Linked DNA regions of Homo sapiens: all the other regions are linked to region 3. Evidence: chromatin contacts called from ENCODE Hi-C or POLR2A ChIA-PET data. All regions are on one chromosome and are shown on one strand. Each heading gives the region's core, a stretch centred on a gene start or an enhancer-like site at or near the end of the contact. The rest is flanking DNA. Distances are from core to core; before and after follow the strand shown.

Region 1 (2,700 bases), core at 87-2,586, 6.5 Mb after region 3:
CTGTATAAGAATTTGTGATTTGCACGTCTCTGTTGCTGGAGTCAAGGCAATTTGTAGTGAAGGACTGAGCCTTATCATACTTGTACATTAGTGCCTACCATATAGTGGGGCTTAATGAGTATCTGTTGAACGAATAATCTTTTCATATGTAGACGCTGGTTCTGGGAGGGCAAAATTAAGTCCCTATTCTTGAAGAGTTACCAGTCAATACATCTTCCAGAGAGAACCAACTTCCTGTTGTTAAACCCTTCAATGCCTAGTTCTAAGTCACTGACAATTACTCAGCTAGAGACCCACTCAACCTCTCCTCTCCTCTCAAATTCCATTTCTGGAAGCTGTTACATGGCCCTTCCCTCAGCATTCTCAATACACCTTCTATCTAGGGACACTTGATGTTTTCTTCTTTTGGAAATCATGCTACTGTATGCGTTTTTTACTTTTTGAACTGTCTTCCCATCTGCTATCCCAAGGCCTCCCTCACCCCAGATAAAAGATTCAAGGTTTCTAAGCAGGAAAAAAAGTTTGCGAAAATGCTGTGGTTTCTTAAGAGAGAACACTTAAAATTTGCAACAAAGGAAATGTGGAATCCTGTAAGATGTAAAACCCTCACCACCTGTCAAGGACTACTAATTTCCTCCTCCTGCTTCTGACTTGAAAAACACGAGCTAAATCTGTCTGCCTAACGCACAAAACCAGATGTCCACTCTTCATCTCACATAATTGACATCTGCGTCTTTTATCTACGTAAACAAACTTGTCATTGAAAAAGTCCTTGGCTTTGAAGTCGCCGGATGGCGTAAATAACACTGACACTCAAATCCCCCGTCTGATTTCAGATTGGGTCGATTTCACGCAGGTTCTATAGAATTTGCCAAGACTGCTGGCCTGTTTTCTACCCTGATTCCTTAGGTGGCTTCTGGGACAGAATTACGGTTCTCTAAGTATTTGCTTGCAGGTGGGTTTACTGAAACGGTCGCCACTATACGAAGTTCGTTCTTCCCGTGTAACTAACGAGAGCCCATACCAACGTGCAACGCAGCCGTGCACACTGCCGCAGCGGTCGCTGCGATCACGACCTTTCAAACCGCCCCGCAGCCCTCGCAAAGAGGCTCGTGGCGCCCGCCTTCCGGTGCCTCAGTCCCTGCCAGTAGCCACCCGACGCCGTCCGGCTGTTCCTCGTTCGCCCTCTCCCTCCGCCTAGCCCGCTTCTACCCGGACGGCTCCCGGCGCAGGCTGCAGCTGTTCCGTCAGCTGCCGCTCCTCCTCCCAGACGCAGAGCGCCGCTCTGCCCCGCCCCCCGCGCAGGCTGCCGTCCCTACATCCGGGTACCGACTCCAGCCGCCTAGACGCTGGCACTATGGTCATGGCGGAGGGGACGGCAGTGCTGAGGCGGAACAGGCCGGGCACCAAGGCGCAGGTACCATGTCTGCACTTTTCTTGTCGGGCAACTAGGTGCCGAGCAGTGCTGCGCCCGGAAGCTGGCCGCCACTGCGGGGAGGTTGGGCCGAGGCGGCAGGCGGGCGGGCTGGGGCACTGGTGCCCGGCCTGCTCTTCCGGAGCTGCAGCCCCTCAATTTGGCTGAGGCGGTGGCGGCCGCCGTGAGGCCTGCGGAGCTCCGACCCAGGGGTAGGCGTGAGGGGCGGGTGGGGTCTGCTGGTGGTACCTGCCTGCCGAAGCCCTGGGCTGCGAGCCTGTCAGCAGCAACGGCTTCTTCTCGCCTTGCCCCTGAGCCCCAGCTGACTAGCATTGGAGGGGCGCGACCAGCCTGGTGGAGACCCCCGGGGTTTCCTGAAGGTCGGGGCCGCTGAGGTGGGAGGGGGTGTAAACACAGCCTACCTCGACCCGGCGTCCAGTTCCTACCTGGCCTGGGAAGTACCTACCCGTTTCCTGCCATCCAGCTTGTCTAGCCGGATCCGGGTGCCGATATTCTCCTCCTTGTTTCCCTTTGACCACCTCTCCCTGCCGCTTTCCCTGGAGCTGTTCTCTGGTCCAGCAAGTTTTCATCACTAAGTTGTGACTTGTTAGATGTCATTCCTTGCTAATATGCGTGAAGCATAGTCAGAGAATGAACTGATTATAATTTTGTCAGCTTTTTTGTAGGGCATTATGTGTGGTAAATTGGTGCTTGATTAGGCATTGTTTCTTAGGGTTTGGAAAAGATGGGATGCCTCACATTAAAAATAAATAAATAAAATTGGCATCCAGACTTGAACTGATTAATTGCTAGCCGAAATGGCTTGCTATAGACTAGATGCTCTGAAATCGGAAGAGATGTGTTTATAAAATGTTAAAAAGTGATGCAAATGAAAATTGAAACAAAACAATCGTGGAGCTATGATTGTATGTCTGAGAATAGATTTTAATTTCTTATACAGAATTATGGAAAGAACACCTTTCGAAGGGGGCATACAGGTATTGATTACCTCCCCAGATTCATGTTACAGATAAGGAAACTGAAGCCCAAGAGAATTAAGTGGATTTGCCCAAGGATACATAGTCTCCTGATTCTTAATTCACTGGTGACCTGTTCTCTTTAACAAGCTGCTTCTAGTGCTGAATTTCAGAGAAAATTTTAAAGTCTTATTTTGGAGTCACATTAAGCTGTCAGTTATTCCTACTGACAGTTTTGTTTTCATACTACTGGAAATTTATCCGTTACATATGCTTGCTTTTTACCGTTTCCACACTTTTCTTCCTCAT
Region 2 (2,700 bases), core at 111-2,610, 5.2 Mb after region 3:
AATAATTTTTTTCCTAGTTGCTTTCTTCCCTTATTTACATCATGCTATTTCAAAGCACACCATATTAACTTTTATAAGATGAAGAAAAATATAAAAACACAAATTATGGTACTAAAATCATTCTATTTCATTGGAATATACAGGATAATGCAAATATGCAATTTTATTCTGAGTGCTATGGACAATATATTCTGATTCCTATACCATAAAGTAAAATACCAATCACTGATACAAGTATTTATTTAGATTTAGTTCTTATCTACAAGCAACTTGTTTTTCTACTTGATATTTTCACAAAGTTCCACTGATTTTTTTGTTTGTTTGTTTTGAGACAGGGCCTTACTCTGTCGTCCAGGCCAGAGTGCTGTGGCATGATCTTGGCTCACTGCAACCTCTGCCTCCTGGGTTCAAATGATTCTCCTGCCTCAGACATTTGAGTAGCTGGGATTATAGGCATGTGTCACCACGCCCAGCTAATTTTTGTACTTTTGGTGGAGATGGGGTTTTGCCATGTTCGCCATGCTGGTCTCAAACTCCTGGCCTCATGTGAGCTGCCTGCCTTGGCCTCTCAAATGCTGGGATTATAGGCGTAAGCCACCATGCCTGGCCAAGTTGCACTGATTTTTATATTCCCAAATTTGAAATATTTTTCTTAAGATTGCTTGCTGACTTGAAGGCACTGAGGTGGAAGGCAAGGTTTCATGTTCACATGAAAAATTCCCTAATGCATAGAAAAGTCAATGGATTTGCCCTTAGCCACACAGCTTATGAGGTATGACAAACAGAGTTCAGTCCTTGGTTTCTTCTGGCTAGATCCATTTTATATGATAGATGAAGCAGCTAATCTTTAGTATTTGCCAAACTTTCCTTTCTGTACTTTATTGCCAGCAGCTAACTACTATTTTTTTTTTAAAGACTATTAGAAATTAGTGGTAGGCATGTACGTAAAGGAGTTGCTCAGAAGGCCAGCCTCTCTCTGCTTAAGGTTATTTCAGTGAAGGCTTGAACCAGGCAGAACATTTTCCCTCAAGTTTTGGAATCATACATCTGAAACACGTGATGGAAACCCAGGCCCATTATCTGGTGAATGGTTTTTCTGATAAGAGATGTAAATGTTGGCTGATAAAAGCTAAATCAGAGGAAAGTTATCTTGAAGAAAAATGAATAATAACTTAACCAAAGAACTACTCTTATAAGGGTCAGTAACACCATGCTTTGATCTTGAAGAATCAAAAGCTATCTCCCACAAATATGCAGCTTATCTCTTTTGTCTATCAACACAGTGAATCCAGGCAAACAGAACAAGACAAAAAACAAACAGGCTGAGCACTCTCCCCTCCTTCCTTAACTGGAGCTACACAGAAGGAGTTGAGTGATGGTAGATATCAGGCCCTGGTCTGCGGCTTGGAAGTTTCCTGTGAATAAGAAAAACATCATCGCTTCTTGAGTCACAAGGATGATAGGATGAGAAAAAGAAAGGACAAAGGCACCAGAGGAGGTATGCCAAATGGGAAACTTTTCATCACTTTCCAGATAAAAACTAGCAGTCTGTGAAGGCAACTGGTCTGATTTTTCAGGTAAGAACATATGAGAGGCAGGCTGAGACCAATTTTCTACCAGGCCAGCTAATTCATCACAATGACAAGCTATGGGTCATATGCTTTCAGGAACCAGACACTGGAACATGTCGTCTGATGTACATCACACCAGTAAGTACTTTCTTATGTTGATATTGAGTCATTCTTTCAGTGAACATTTTCTGCGTGCCTATTGTGTGCCAGTCATGGTACCACACGCTGGGAATCCAATGGGGAGTAAGAGAAAGTCCCTTTTCAAGGAGCTTACAGTGCAGTGGAAGAGAGAAAGTTAAAAGGTAATTCTCATTTGATGTGAAAATATTTAAATTCTTCTGTTCACTTAATTGAAGCGTGGTTAGGCTTTATACCTTCTCCCGGTCTAAACAGTTCTTTATAAAGTCCTTTCACGTAGAAACAAAGAAGGCATTAGTTTACTGCCTGTAAAGAGAGCAGATCAAGGCTGAGGAACAGACAGAAGTCAGCAGACGTCCTGGAAATGTCACCAATCTTTTCTGAGAAAAACAAAGGAACCACTTCTTGGTTACCAGGTATTTGCCCAATATGCTATAGACCAGTGATTCTCAAACTGGCATCCTTGGTCTACTAGAAATTTGCATACATAAGCTCAAGCTCTGCAAGAATTTTTAAATTTTGTGTCTTCACTTCGATGATCAAAGCACATGAAACAATATAATAATATTTTAGATGAGATGGATGACATTTATGACTGAATCTTGCCATATGACTTCGGGTCCCATGTTTGTATTTATAGGGCACTTGGTGCAAAGTGATCAGAGGTGAGCTTTTAAAGGGACGGCGAACACACCTGGCTGCCCTTAGGCTGTCAGGGCCTTGATGTTCAATATGATAATAACACCAGTCCCCATCTGCCACTTACGCACACTTCGCTTAGCAATTAAAAAAACCTTTTCTCTTACAGTATTAACTTGCATCATGAAAATGATCAAGTGGGGTTAAGTAATGTATATGTAAATTACCACAGGCTAAAGAGAAAATAAAAGAGATGGATTTAAAAAGAAAATTATGCATTCATGCTAAATAATGCATAAAAGATATCCTGGCTTATTCTAAGAACAAAAGCTCTGCAATAGTTTGCAAATAG
Region 3 (2,700 bases), core at 24-2,523:
ACTTACTCACAATTAAGCTTTCTTTGACTTGCGTCTCACTGAATTCTGTACCTCTATTAGAGCATCGGTTCCAGTTTTCCTTGTAAAGCTCTGTGATGCCTCCAGAGTCCCCGGCGGGGGAAGGTGGGTGGGGAGGGGGTAGAGTAGTGGGGTATTTTGCTTTTTAACATCTTATGGACCTTGGACAGTGCCCTGCATATACTATGTGCTCGAAACAGTTTGTTGAATTGAAATTATGTATATTTCAGACGGAATTAGAAAGTAAAAAGCAAACCATATTATGATCTCACAAGTGTGAGTCCAGCATCCTCATTAAGCAATGGTTGCACAATGGACTGTGCTGGAGGCTCAAGTCCTGTTTCTGTTCTATGAAAATAACTCCTTATCTATACAAACAACATTCAAAGCACAATCAACCACACCTCTGCATACCTACCACAGAACTCTTCAGTACCGGCCAGAAATTTTTTTAAGACTATATTATTTTGGGGTGGGGGGTCTGCAAAAACTAAACATCACTTTTAAACTCTAGGAAGACATTAAGCCCTTCCATCTTTGAACATAGAAACATAATTAAGATTCCGAAGTCATGTACTCATTCATCTGATTCCATGAACATTTACTGACCTGCCACCTTGTGCCCCAACAAGGGCCTGGGGATTCAACCAAAGGAGCAGCTACGCACAGCACGTTAGGTGCCAAGACTGTCGAGGTTATATACACAGAGTGCGAACGTTAACCTAGACAGCTCTCGAGGATGGCATACAGCAAATGAAACTTTCTGCGAAAAGAAGAAAACGTGACTGATGGAAAGGGGTGGAAACGGGAGAAAGTGACGGTAAATGGGAAGGTGCAGTGCCTTCTAGAGGAAAATTATATTTCACAAGTCCTCTTCACTGCCAGAGCACGACTGGCAAGGACAATCGTGCTGAGCAGTGCCATCTCCGAGAACAGGTGGCACTGCTCGCACTTGGAATACTCAGGACGCGTTCTTCCTCTGGGATCACTATTCGCGGGTCAGCACAGACGGCCCGTCCTCGCCCGGCGTCCAACTGCACGGCCCGAGGACTCTGTCCCTGCGCGTCCCACCCCCGGCACCCGGAACCTCACGGCCACTCACTCTGCGCGCAGGATCCGGAAGGGCTAGGCGGGGGCGCGGCGGTGCAGCCTCTCCCGAGCGCGCTGGGTCGCCTCTGCTCGGTCTGGGGTCTGCCAGGCGCGATCCCCCCGGTGCAGCCGAGCCCCTCCGCAGACTCTGCGCAGGAAAGCGAAACTACCCGGCAGGAGAAAAGGCAGCGCTGGCGCCCGGCCCCCTTCCGCCCCCACCAATCACCGGGCGGCTCCGCGCTCAGCCAATTAGACGCGGCTGTTCCGTGGGCGCCACCGCCTCCCTCTGCGGGCCGCTGCTCCGCCCACGCGCTGGGGTATTTCCGCCGGCTTCCGGCGGGGGCCGCCGGCTGGGTGAGCTGCAGCCCAGTCCCGTGTTGCCACGCTGGGAACTGGCGTTCTGTTTACATATCTTAGAGAACGATCAGAAGGACGTGCTGTGTTTGCAGAAGCCCAAACTTGGAGGTCTCTGTAGTAGTTTCATCGCCGAGAATCCAGGCAGAGGACAGATTTGGCGACGTCGTCATTCTAGAAGCTCCCTTTAGCAACTGACCTCCGTGTTGCTAAACCCAGGGAACGCTTTTCTGTTTTTCTCACTTTACTTGACAGCTCGGAAGCATGGGGCAGAGTTGACGCCTTTGTTCTTGAAACACGTTTCTTCCTTGGTCATGATGATAACACATCCTTCTTGCTTTTTCCTGCCTCTGGCATTCTTTCTACATTGCCTCCACCTCCACTATCAAACCATTATATGTTAAGGTTGTCAGGGTCCAGACATTCGTCAGCTTCTTTACCTGGGCTTCTCCTAAACGCTGTGCTGTGATGACCTCACCCACAGCTTCAGTTTCCTTCTAGATGGAGGAGTCTTAAATGCTTATCCCGTCCACACCTCTCCTCTGGGCTTCACACCTACAACTCCCACTTGCCTCTCCACTTGTATGTGCAGTGAGCTCTACAAACTATGTTCAGAACCAAACATCTTTCTCCTCAAACCTGCTCTTTTTCTAGAAATGGCACATGACAGATACCTAGGATTCATAGTTGACATTGCCTTCTCCCTCACCTCGCAACACCTGATCCTCAAATCTTAATTGATTCTTCCTCCTAAATATTTCCCAAGTCTCATTTACTCTGCTCCATCTCTTCTGCTGCCTCCTTCTGCAGTAGATTCCCGAATGGCTGCCTCACTTCAGCCCTTATCTACCTTTTAATCCATTCTCCATACAAGAGTTTGAGTGTTTTTTTTTTTAATTGAAAAGCAGATCATGTCATTTGCCAACCTGAAAATCCTTCCATGGCTTTTCTTTGCTCTTATAAAATTCAGTTTCTTAATACATACTATAAAGCCCTGGTTGCCCGATCTCTTTGTCCAACCCCATAATGTGCCACTCTGCTTTGCTTACTTCAGCATTTAGTTCTTCAAATAAACCACACTCTCCAAACTCAGGGACTTCTCACCCTGAGTTTGGAAAACCCCTTGAGCCAACATCTGCTTCACCCAACTCTTCGCTGGCTAACTCATCTTTTAGATCTTAGTTTAAAAATCTCAGCTTAAATGTCACTTCTCCAGGTAGGCATTGCTGAAGCCAGACA
Region 4 (2,700 bases), core at 181-2,680, 5.2 Mb after region 3:
AAACTAAAAAACAGTGTTATCAATGAGAAAGTAGGTTTATTTTCCTTTAATAAAATTGTGCTCCTGGGTTCAAAATGCCAGGTTACATACGCTGCCACTCATTTCTACAGAGCTATGCTGTCTCCGCGCAGACATTCTCATAGACTTGAAAACGTAAAGTGGCCACACCACGTCAAACGTCCCTGGCAAGGTTCTGCTTATCATTAGCACCACAGATGTAAACATTACGTCGACAAAACAATCGGTGAATGTGATACACAGTCCTCATGTGTTTAAATATTAGTGAAATCTGATAAGTATTACGATTTTAAAAACGTATTTTCTTAATTCCAATTTCCAAATTGATGTCAGAGTGCCTCTAGTCCAGACAGAAACTAATGCCAGCTACCAGCTGCTATAAAGCCTCTTTCAACTTTGTCTCTACTTCTCCCTCGGAGGAAATTCAAATGAAACGCTTTTCCCTACAATAAAACAAAGAGCCTGGGTAAATGTCAAAAATCGTTGGCATCCAGTAGTGGTATAGTTTGAGGATGAGTCGTGCACACTAAGTGGGTCACAAGGCATCAAAGCAAAAATCAGATCGCTGAAAATCACGGAAACAGCTGTAGCCCGTCTTGATCTCTCGCTGGTTTTAAAACACTGTTCCCAAGCAGTAACTGAAAACGTCCCACAAGATGAACACGAACTTTCTCTAGACGAAAGGCAGCTGGGAGCAGGACGCGTCCACGAGTCCCGATGGGAACGCGCCCACGCCGCAGCTGGGACTCGGGAGAGGCTAGGGGGACCGCGTGGCCTTGCTGTGGAAGGGACCCGCGCGGGCCCGCCGCGAAGGGGGCCCTGCCTGGCGCGACCTGGGGAGAGCCGGGGCCGGCCGGGTGGAGGGCGCACGGGGACACACGGACACGCACAGACACAGACACGCGCCCCGGGCTGAGGAGGGTGGTGGGAGGACCGCCGGCCGCCCCCCGCGCGGAGCCCCAGGGAACCCGGACTCCAGCCGCAAAGCGGAGAGGCGCCAGCAGCAATCAGCCACCTCAGGGGCGGCGGAGTCCAAGCCCCTCTCAGCCGGACCGTACCGCCTAAACCCTCCTCGGGTCCTCCTTCCTCACGTATGAGGTCTCTGTACCGAGGCGGCTGGTTCCATCGCAGCCCCGAGCCAACCCGCCAATCCCGCAGGACACTAACCGCTCCGGCCGCCGCAGGTTCTCCCGGGACTGCCCCCTCCAGGGGGCCGCTGTCCCGCCCCACGCCGGGGGCCGCCACAGGACGAGTTCTCTAGCTCCAGCCGGGCGAGGCGCCAGGGAGCTCCGAACGTGGCAGGATCCACTTTTACTTTTCCAGACAAGGGCCGACGGTTGTGACCTGGCTTCTCGTGAAGTGACTCCTGGCGACAGCAGCGGAGAGGACTACCGAAGCTTGCAGTCGCGGTTTGAAAACTGCAGCCGCGTCTGGGGCATCGCCGTTCGCCAGATCCCTCCCCCTAGGTCGGGAGAGCCAATCGGAACGGGTGCGGAGGGTGGGTCTGTCACGTGACGGGAGGGGCGGGGCACCGGCCGGGGGCGCGTGTGCGGGGCGGGGCCCGGCGGTGAGAGGGTGCGGCGCCTGGCTGGCCCGAGGCGGGGCGGGGAGGCGCGGCGGCGTGGCGGCGCAGGTGGGGCGCACTCGGGCTGCCGCGAGGGAGGGGCGGAGGGGGCGGCGCTGCAGAGGGGGCGCGCGGGGCTGGAACTACTGCTCTGTGTACTCCTTCCCACCTTCAGAGAGGTCAGTTCGAGAGGTGTGAATATCCGGAGACCGGGGAGAAGGAAGCCGCAAAATTCGTCCCAGCTGCCTGCGACTAGTTACCAAACTTCAGTGCCTACCAAAGACCTATTTTCTGACTCTTCTTGAGAGTCTTCCTTAGGACCGGAACGTACCCTGTAAGTGGAGAACCCAGTTTGCTACAACTTGGCAGAGGTTCCTCGGAGTGTCAACATCAGTTGGGGATTTATGGAACCTAGACCCCACTGCTAACGTCCGCTGTCGCGAATGGTGTCCCTTCTGAGGCACTGACTGAAGGCAGTGTAGGGAGGGTCCCAATAGGCTGAATAGCCGATTTTGCATTTATAGTGCTAAGGAAAAAGATGAAAGCCCTCAGCAACCTACTCAAGATCTGTTATCCTTTGAAGACAGTGGAAATTTTCAAAGTTCTGTGCAAGACACAAATGTTTTACATAGATATATAATCCTAGTTTATATGTATAGGATACACACATACTCATACATATATGGGATTAGTTATGTAATCTAGGATTGCTTTCAGAGGACATTTACGATAATTGCAGAAAACCCTTCCGTGGGAAAGGATACTGGGAGTGGAGTCGTCCTCTTGCTTTCAAAAGACTTAATGTTCAGTTAGCATATAAAGGACAGGTTTTCTTGTTCTATCCCAGTAAGCCAAGCAAATTCCTGTGAAGCTAGCTGTTTCCCTTTCCTACTGCATTTTCCCCAAGATAAAGGTATAGAATGCATCACAGCCCTTTTATGAAGTCTGTTTGTTGTTACTTAGGTTAACTCCTCCTCCCAGGTTAATAATGTCTTGCCCCTAAACCTTGTCAAATGGAGAATATTGCTTCCATCTATCTAATTTCTTGTTGCTAACAATTGGGCTGACTAGAGAAGCCTAAAGTTAGGATGAAAATAAAATGCCACACACTGGAATTA

What was found. A loop is a pair of places that touch in the nucleus more often than their neighbours do. ChIA-PET counts read pairs that join two places held with the same protein, here RNA polymerase II (POLR2A). Pooled maps may share reads with other maps.
Region 1: a loop to region 3 is called in a map of B cell, with 29 times the contacts of the local background. The contact joins the promoter of MOB4 here to the promoter of STAT1 in region 3. A Hi-C loop is called at or near these places in 2 of 168 maps with a recorded cell type or tissue (B cell and natural killer cell) and 6 of 50 pooled maps.
Region 2: a map of naive thymus-derived CD4-positive, alpha-beta T cell shows a loop between it and region 3 (3-fold over the local background). The contact joins the promoter of HECW2-AS1 here to the promoter of STAT1 in region 3. A Hi-C loop is called at or near these places in 1 of 168 maps with a recorded cell type or tissue (naive thymus-derived CD4-positive, alpha-beta T cell), 1 of 37 single-sample maps with no recorded cell type and 7 of 50 pooled maps.
Region 4: a loop to region 3 is called in a map with no recorded cell type, with 7 times the contacts of the local background. The contact joins the promoter of STK17B here to the promoter of STAT1 in region 3. A Hi-C loop is called at or near these places in 1 of 168 maps with a recorded cell type or tissue (gastrocnemius medialis), 7 of 37 single-sample maps with no recorded cell type and 14 of 50 pooled maps. POLR2A ChIA-PET finds 5 or more read pairs at or near these places in 2 of 52 experiments (H1 and activated naive CD4-positive, alpha-beta T cell).

Annotation. Positions count from the first base shown.
Region 1 is chr2:197,514,730-197,517,429 of GRCh38, forward strand. It overlaps MOB4 (MOB family member 4, phocein), which reads left to right and starts at 1,337. Exons shown (of 8, transcript NM_015387.5): 1 at 1,337-1,417. The coding sequence starts at 1,358. All of the region lies in intron 2 of HSPE1-MOB4 (HSPE1-MOB4 readthrough), which reads left to right. RefSeq lists a silencer at 1,176-1,395.
Region 2 is chr2:196,258,664-196,261,363 of GRCh38, forward strand. HECW2-AS1 (HECW2 antisense RNA 1) reads left to right here and starts at 1,361. Exons shown (of 3, transcript NR_110226.1): 1 at 1,361-1,577; 2 at 1,668-1,709. The region is part of intron 17 of HECW2 (HECT, C2 and WW domain containing E3 ubiquitin protein ligase 2); the gene reads right to left. RefSeq lists an enhancer at 830-2,029.
Region 3 is chr2:191,012,898-191,015,597 of GRCh38, forward strand. STAT1 (signal transducer and activator of transcription 1) reads right to left here and starts at 1,274. Exons shown (of 25, transcript NM_007315.4): 1 at 1,121-1,274; 2 at 628-781. RefSeq lists enhancers at 627-946, 1,557-1,756, 1,787-1,866, 2,645-2,694 and silencers at 1,037-1,236, 1,267-1,506.
Region 4 is chr2:196,170,148-196,172,847 of GRCh38, forward strand. It overlaps STK17B (serine/threonine kinase 17b), which reads right to left and starts at 1,431. Exons shown (of 8, transcript NM_004226.4): 1 at 1,186-1,431. LOC101927454 (a long non-coding RNA gene) reads left to right here and starts at 1,392. Exons shown (of 2, transcript XR_923737.2): 1 at 1,392-1,484; 2 at 1,758-2,700. RefSeq lists silencers at 757-976, 1,497-1,726.